2 separate regions of the Homo sapiens genome follow, and region 1 is linked to region 2. The links are chromatin contacts, found by Hi-C or POLR2A ChIA-PET in ENCODE. All regions are on one chromosome and are shown on one strand. The core of a region is the stretch at or near the end of the contact, and the rest is flanking DNA. Distances in the headings are between cores, read along the strand shown.

Region 1 (4,057 bases), core at 1,349-3,848, 170 kb after region 2:
AAAGGAAGCTAGGGTGCTATGGTCCATTCGGCTTCCACGTATGAGGATCATTGGGCCACACATCAGCTTAAGAGTTGCACCCAGATCATGGCATCTGCCCTGCCCTTCCTTACTATGCATTCATTTTAGGAGCATTTATTCCTCCTATTTCTAAAGAAGATTATGCTGAGAGTAGGATTTGCCCTTTCATCAGGACTTATTTGAAATAAAATGGACCAGTTTGAGTCGTGCCAAAATGCCTTACCCACCCTCAGTCTCCCCACAACACACAAAGCGAAGTAGCTTGAAAGGGTGAGCTTCTGATGATGAAATGGAGAAGTTAGTGAACAAGCCTACATAAAAATTCAGGTTTGAAAACACATTTTTTCTCACGTATGTTTTATGTAGGCAGATTTCTAAAACTGACAATATTAAAATTATTTTCTCACCGAGAGGCATGCTATCTGCATTTTAATCAACCGATGAAGTTTTACAAAATCTCTAATGATGAAGTGCCTTCCTGACCAGACAGGGGAAAAGTAAATTGGGTGCAAAAGAGCTTCCATAGAAGGTGAAACAAACTCTTTTTAATTCATCTCAAAGCTTCAAGCTCTGTTTCAGAAATGCTGCCAAGTTTCAGGGTGAAATAAGGAAATTTCCCTTTCCCTCTAGCCAACTATTTCATTTACCCTTCTTAAGATACACTCTTTCCTTAGAAACATAGAATCTTTTATATTTAGAGATGACCTTGCACTTCCTACTATAATACTTGGTAGACAAGAGAATAGTCTTCCACTGCCAGGTTTTAAACAGTTCTTGTAGAGAAGAAAAATAAATTGAGCCAGAGTTACTGCTTACATTTATTTTCCTAGAATTCATCTCTAATGGGTATTTCTAGCTCACTCTCCAAAGATTAAAACCACAAAAGAAATGAAAAGGAAGCTTTAGAACATACTAATGCAGTTTTTAAAAAAGTAATAATAATATATGTGGGTTTGGCTAATGGGAAGCAAAAAATAAAAATCATATATGGATAATTTTGCTGAATAGTCTAATGGTCTTAAAGACTCTCTGGAGATATGAAATATGAAACCTGTTTCTTCTAACAACATTTTACTTGATCATGGACTGCATTCTTGAATTGAATATTAAGGTGGCTTGTTAGAATTATTATTTAGAAGAGGGGTCCCCAATCCCATGGCTACGGACCGGTGTCAGTCTGTGGCCCATCAGAAACTGCACGGCACAGCAGAAGGTGAGCTGCAGGTGAGCAACTGAGCATTAACAACTGAGCTCCACCTCCTGTCAGACCAGTGGCAGCATTAGATTCTCACAGGAGCTCGAATCTTATTGTGAACTGCACATGTGAGGGACCTAGGTTGCATGCCCCTTATGAGAAAATAACTAACGCCTGATGATCTGAAGTGGAAATTTCATCCTGAAACAATCCCCCCTTCCCTTGGAAAAATAGTCTTCCATGCAACCAGTCCCTGATGCTGAAAAGGTTGGGGACTGCTGATTTAGAGCATACATTTGTTTGACATAAACTGATTCCAGACTATTTCTAAAGGTTGTTTTCAAAGATTTTTGTAAAGGTACCCTGTTCAGATTTGACAGGGAGATATCAAATAGCAAAATCTTGTGTTAGTGAAATGTTTTTCTTTTTAAATATTTAGGGTAGTGTTGAGAATAACTGCTTTTCAAAAATAGATGTAAGAAGAAATAATGTGGTATTAAATTCTTCTTTTGTAAAAGTTGACAACGGCATGAAAGATTCAAAAACTGAACAGAGCAGATATATAAGGCAATACTTTTCCATTGAATAGTATTCAACATAAATGCATATGCACCAAAACAGTGTAAAAATTTCACAATTTTACTCATTGTCATATTTCTAAGATAAAGCAGGTTCCTAACAGAATTCTTAACAGTGATCTCTTTAGATAAATCAGAGAGAAAATTACAACTGAACCACTGATTCTACTGTGGGTCAGGATGGTGACCAGCTCTGGCTCATGGGCTTGACACATCCAGGCAGAACTAAGTCAGTTTTTCTGCAAATTCCCATCTCTTCCCCTGTGAAACGGGAAGTGTATCGAGGAGCTCCATTGCCACTCACCCTCTTAAAGTCAAATTTCAATCCTTTGTGATATATGTGTTTATATTTCCTTTGATTAGTGTCTCCAGAATGGTATAGAAATACCTAGCATACATGGAAAGCTATTAAAACTTTTTCAATTCATGATTTTTTTTCTAAAAGAAACTGAAAGCATACCGCATGTTATGTTCTTTGTGATCCAGTACTTTTCAAGTTAAAACATCATTCATTTCCTGAAAAATCCCAGCCTTAGTCTTCTCCAACACTAAAACTGAGGAAATCATAGCTGTCTAAATTTTTCTGCCACTACAGAGTAAAACTGAGATATTACTAAGAAAAGCATTTAGAACTCTTATGATTCATTAGTTGGTTAAGTGTTTTTCTTTGGAGAAGCTAAATGCTCTTCGAAAGCAGAATTACATGGGCCCTCCCATCTAAGTGAGGAAAGCATAAGGCAGTTTATAACACTCGACCTCTTGACATAGCCAAAGGGAAACTGAAACTCTAAAAGATGATTAGCTAGCATCACTAGAAATAACAGAACTCAAACAAACTGAGCTCCCAGGCGAGAGCTTCCTGAGAAACATGCCGCTCCCTTCAAGCCGAGAGCAAATGCTAGATATTTTCATCTTTAGCTTAACCTATCAATTTCAGCTGCTGAGGAAAGAAACTTTATACACCACATACAAATTTTAGAATGTAAAAATTATTAAACACACAGCTGAATTCAATATAGGAATGACTATTTGTTCTTTGAAAAAAAAATCACAGTTTATAGCAATCTTTGAAAAATGTAATTGGAAAAAAGGAGCCCCCAATTTCAAACAAATGCTGCTGTTTCGCTTCCCTGGTGATGCTAAATTGCATAATATTCTAACTGGATGCATATCTTCTTCTACTTTCAATATGCACCAAATGATTCCTATGATAATTAAGGATTAACATAGCTTTTGTAATAAAATCCCAAAATTTTTCCAGAAACCTAATTTTAGTTAACAATTTTACACACTAACTTTGTGCACTGAAACCAATCCACTCACTTAGTTGATTCAGTGGGTCACCCGCCAGTCATAACTAGATGCCTTTCTACAGGCCTGGCCCAATCCCGGCTCTCCATCCTTCATCCTTCAGTTCCCATCCTTAGCTTAGCCAAGTTGGATTTTTGATATCTATCTTCTCTGGAGAAAGTGGTGAAGATATATGACCTGAAGTCAGCTGATCTTGAGGCGCAATTCTAACATACTCCTGATGTCCTTCTTCCTTTAAGAAGCCACTGATTTCAAGAAAACGGCTAAGCAGACAGAGACCACAGAAAGAGGTAGCAACTGAAAACTATTGTCAAACTTGATTATTTTGTAGAATATTTAAAATATACTTACTATTTAGGGAGCAAAGTTTACAAATTGTACCAACATCTGCTTTTATCATTAATGCATATAAAACCCTTTATGTTGGATAGCATGCCAGTCTTTTGTCCTGAGATCCAGAGTCTCATTTAAATTAGGATATCCCATCTTCACCTCAAAGCCTAACTCGTCATTAGTCTCACAAACCCCATGACTCTGACCTTCTGAACCGCAACCTTAAACTTTAATGCACAAGTGGCCTCCCTTTCCAAGGAGACTCTAAATTCTTTCAGGGAAGAAATCATGATTTAGATTTTTTTTAATCTCTCACAAAAACTGATACTTAATACTTGACAGAATCTGCTCAATAAAGCCAGGCACAGTGGCTCATACCTATAATCCCAGCACTTTGGGAGGCCAAGGCAGGAGGATCACTTGAGTTTAGGAGTTCAACACCAGCCCGGGCAACACAGCAAGACTTCCATCTCAACAAAAACAACTTTAAAAAAATAAGCTATCTGTGGTAGACTGTGCCTGTAGGAGGATCCCTTAAGCTTAGGCAGTCCAGGCAACAGTGAGCCATGATCATGTCACTGCACTCCAGCCTGAGCAACAGAGAACCCATCTCTAAAAA
Region 2 (4,058 bases), core at 672-3,171:
GGGTGGGGTGGTTAAAACACATTTTGACTCAATTTTTAGTTGCCAATTTCTAGATTTCCAATGAGTTTTATTTTTTATCATGTGTAGTGAGCTCAATGCTGATCCCCAAAGATACTCATTTCCTGGAAAAGCAGATCATTGTGCATATTATAGCTTCTTCTATGTGTCATGATCTGATCCTATTTTTTAATTAAAATACCACATCATCAATATTGAGGAACATTTTTAAATCCAGCCATCCAAAGCAACAGTTGTTTTCATTCACAACTTCTAATCCTTATTTTCATGAATCTGTTTCTGTAATCTAAAGATTACCTTCTAATCTTATCTTCATGAATCTGTTTCTATTTCATGGTATCTACACACAACAAGCTGCTCACTTGGTATTGCAGAGATATAGGGGTGACTATCGCTCACCTAAAGAACCTTCCTAGGAAAATGAAAGCAGGTGCCTTTAGAAACTGGTAAAAGGTTTTGGGCACAGCTCAGTTTCTAGAAGGCAGATCAACAATCATTCCACAGGGTCCTTTGCAGCAAAGGCAGCTTTCTGTTGCTCCAAAGGGCACTAAAGTAAGAAAAATGCTCTAGTCTCATTCTTGAAATATTAACACTACAGAGACAGAAGCCCAGAGCACAAAGACAGAATCTTGGCTATATATCAGCAGCCTCTCCAGGAAGAGAATCCTTCATCACATTATGTACACCCACCAAAGGTTCCAGACTATTGGGAAAATTTAGATTCTAAAAATATATGTGGCAAAAATAAACTGCGAATAAACATAAATATAAACATTATACATGCAATGACTAAAAACATGGGGGAAATGAGGCAACACGCCTCCAGAGTTCTTAAGAGGAAAATTCCACTCTGGTAGGGCATTTGGGACATATATATATACTCCAAAAGTTATACTTCCTTTACCTGAAATTCAAATTTATCTTGATGCCTTGTATTTCCATTTACCAAATCTAGCAACCCTACCCTATTGTACCAAAAATTAATTTAGCCTTAGGTATGCAAGCACACATGCCCACACACATACACATTAAATGGGATGAAAGGAGCTGCCCATCTTCAGAAAATTAATGCCATTATCACTCAACAATAATGATAACTTACTTCTGCATCAAAACATCACAAACTTCATTTTCTCATGTTTTATGTCAACAGACTTCTCACCCTGTCTTTTAACAACTCCAGTCCTTTTATGTTGTTTCCCTAGAAGGGAAGAAACTGGTGAACTGTCCCTCTTTTCTCTTAGCTTAAAATATCCTTTTCTAGATACCTAGGAATCATCTCTGAATATATTAAGCCTCCTTCAGCTGCTGGCCTAAGTGCCTTAATCAGCATTCCTATTTCAACAAGGATTTATTAAGCAGTTATTATATTCACACATTAACTGTGTTATCAAGATGTGGATGTCCCCATTTTTTTAATTAGAAAAGGAAAAGTCTGAGTGGAAGAAATGTGCACTGTTTGCTCAGCTAAAAAGAAGTCCTCAGTCCCCTTGCATCTTTCAGCACCGCCTTTTGTGATATCGGCTGTCCACGGCCTCCCTGCCCCTGTCACCAGCCTTGCCTCTCCACCTCAGGCGAGTTGCCTGCAACCCTTTGCCTCTGCCCAGTTAACCAGTCTCAGCCTTCCCTGACCACCGCCCACACCTGTTACACATTCACAGTGCCGCATACTTTTTTATTGCAGTCTGCCCGTCAACACTGAGGTGAGTCTTTAATGAATGTCTGCCTTCCCCTCAAGACTATAATATCCTTGTGAACAGGACTGCAGGACCTAACACAGGGTCTAACATAGGGTAGGCAGTCAGTAAATATAATGCAATGAAGAAACTGAAGTGTGAAAGAAAGACTTCTTGAACACTAGCCTGGAGGGACTTTCCAGGCACGATGTGCAGTTTCCATTTCAAGGCCTCAAAGAGAACTTTCCTTTGCCATCAACAGAGTGAGCATGATCTGTGAATGGATGGCTGGAGATCATATTAACCCTGGTACAAGAAGGGCATTTTCACCTTTGAAATCTGCTGGTGAATTTGCCATAATTTCACATCTTTTTTACTCATTGCCTATGCAGGGAGATAAAGCGTATATCTCACTGCCCCTATCACTTAGCACTCGGAAAATCTTGAAGTGAAGTTCTAAGTTAACACACATAAAGAAGGAGAAATAAAGGAGGGTGGAAGTGAGGGAGCGAGGGTGGAAGGAAGGAAAGTTTAAAAAGAAAATCCTTTAAAAACTCACCTCCCTACCCTGCCTTGTCTGAATATTTTATTTTCACTAAGCTATCTTAGGAACCGAAAGCTAGAAAATGACTATTTCTAGATGTGTTAATGGCCTCATGATTTCCTTTCATGTTCTGCAGCAGCAGCTAAATTAGCAGTAAGCACTTTTATGTTCATTGGCTAAGTTGGACCTTTTTAAGAACCTAAAATTGAAAACAGAACTTAAATTTCAAATAGTCTGACATGGCAAGTCTATTTTCATTCAAAATACTTCTTATACAAAAAGATGCAGGAGGCGTTTATCCTGACCAAAAATGCTATAATTTCATATTTTTTGGCATATGAGACTGAAATATGTTTAGATACTTAGGTTTTCAATGTTGGAATATTTTTCTTAAGTCTATTCTTTCCAGTATTTAAGATTTATTAACAAAAATGTGTAACAGTACTCATCTAATTCTTAGATTTATTATTTAAATATGACCACCCTAGACTTTATAAACAATACTGACTACTAAATCTTTGTATTTCTTTCAAGAGCCACAAAGTTTTTTTTAACCAAATACATCACGAACTTGACTTGGACACACATTCTACAGATAAGTTAGCCAGAGCCTCTTTAGAATTAATGTTGGAAGTAAGCCTAAGTCATATCAGTAGGACACAGTCAATGCAATAAAGATATTCATTCAAAGAGTACCCCCAAATGACAAATTCATTCAGAATGTTTTAATCAGTTAAATGTTCCCTGGCATTGGCACATGCAAGTGATCCATCAAGGAACTGAATGACTAATCCACTAAACTTCCCTGTAACTCTTCTCAATCTTTCCTGAAAGCAAAAAGAAGAGTAATTTAAATGAACCAAGTGTTTAAGATCTATTGAGTTTCCACAAAAGGCTAGCTACTGAGCAGAACATTTGTAGAAATTGGCCCAGCTTCCAGACTTGCTTTTAAAAAAAAAAGCTAAATATATTACATTGAATCCTTAAATAATGTTTAAAGTTTAATTTAATATATAGGAATATAGCAGTGAAATGACAGTTTACTTTCAGTTTTTAATTACCCTATAAGTTGAATAACTTATTCAAATAAGAATTTCTGGTCCTATGCATGCATTGAATAATATTAATCACTTCACTTTGAGGCATAAATTAAGCCACAGACTTGGTCAAGTTCCTTCTAATGGATTCTCTAATTAGGATATTCAGTTTTGTGGTGGAAAGAGGTCTTGAGGAATAACCTCAATCCATCAACCTTTTTCAACCACAACACTTTGTAATAGTTCCACCTCCAGCTCAGAAGTTTTATGAAAATATTTGTATAGGTCTGTATAGAGAATGTACAGTGAGAAGTTATTTGCATAGACCATATATTCTTCTGCGTAGGCCATATATTCTTCTGCAAACCACTTTAATGATGACAGAGTGAGCATTAGCTAAAAATATTAAGCATAGGTTGAGCCAAAAAAAAGTATCTGAGAAGAAATTATCTGAAATACTAGAAGTTAGACGAGGTGAAATACATAGTTCTTCTGTCTTAAGTAGAAGGTCTAAAAGCTAGAAGCAAGAGTTCAAGTTTCTGGCTATCACTTCCTAAACTACAACTAAAGTCAACGAACCAATACAAGAGTCCAGCACATAATTCCAAGATGTGACAGGTCCAAGGATGGTTTTCATGCCTGGGTTCCATAAGGAGCATCTCTATTATTCACTAATATGCTCATAAGTGCAGAACTGTTTAGATCTGTCTTCCCTGCTCCCTATAGCTAATTCCTTCCTTGCCTAGCACTAGTTCAACCAATAAAGACTAAGTTAGCACAAAA

The links. Hi-C counts contacts between places; a loop is a spot of excess contacts on that map. ChIA-PET counts read pairs that join two places held with the same protein, here RNA polymerase II (POLR2A). Pooled maps may share reads with other maps.
Region 1: a loop to region 2 is called in a pooled map, with 5 times the contacts of the local background. The contact joins two enhancer-like sites. A Hi-C loop is called at or near these places in 1 of 168 maps with a recorded cell type or tissue (CD4-positive, alpha-beta T cell) and 10 of 50 pooled maps. POLR2A ChIA-PET finds 5 or more read pairs at or near these places in 2 of 52 experiments (CD4-positive, alpha-beta T cell and activated CD4-positive, alpha-beta T cell).

The regions. Positions count from the first base shown.
Region 1 is chr2:197,836,737-197,840,793 of GRCh38, reverse strand. All of the region lies in intron 1 of PLCL1 (phospholipase C like 1 (inactive)), which reads right to left. Among named protein-coding and RNA genes, the nearest start is that of PLCL1, 34 kb to the right of the region's middle. Within about 2 kb of position 2,598, at least 5 of the 41 ENCODE cell types and tissues checked have a DNase peak (open chromatin) inside an H3K27ac peak, as active enhancers do.
Region 2 is chr2:198,003,279-198,007,336 of GRCh38, reverse strand. All of the region lies in intron 1 of PLCL1 (phospholipase C like 1 (inactive)), which reads right to left. Among named protein-coding and RNA genes, the nearest start is that of PLCL1, 200 kb to the right of the region's middle. RefSeq lists an enhancer at 1,820-2,009. Within about 2 kb of position 1,921, at least 2 of the 41 ENCODE cell types and tissues checked have a DNase peak (open chromatin) inside an H3K27ac peak, as active enhancers do.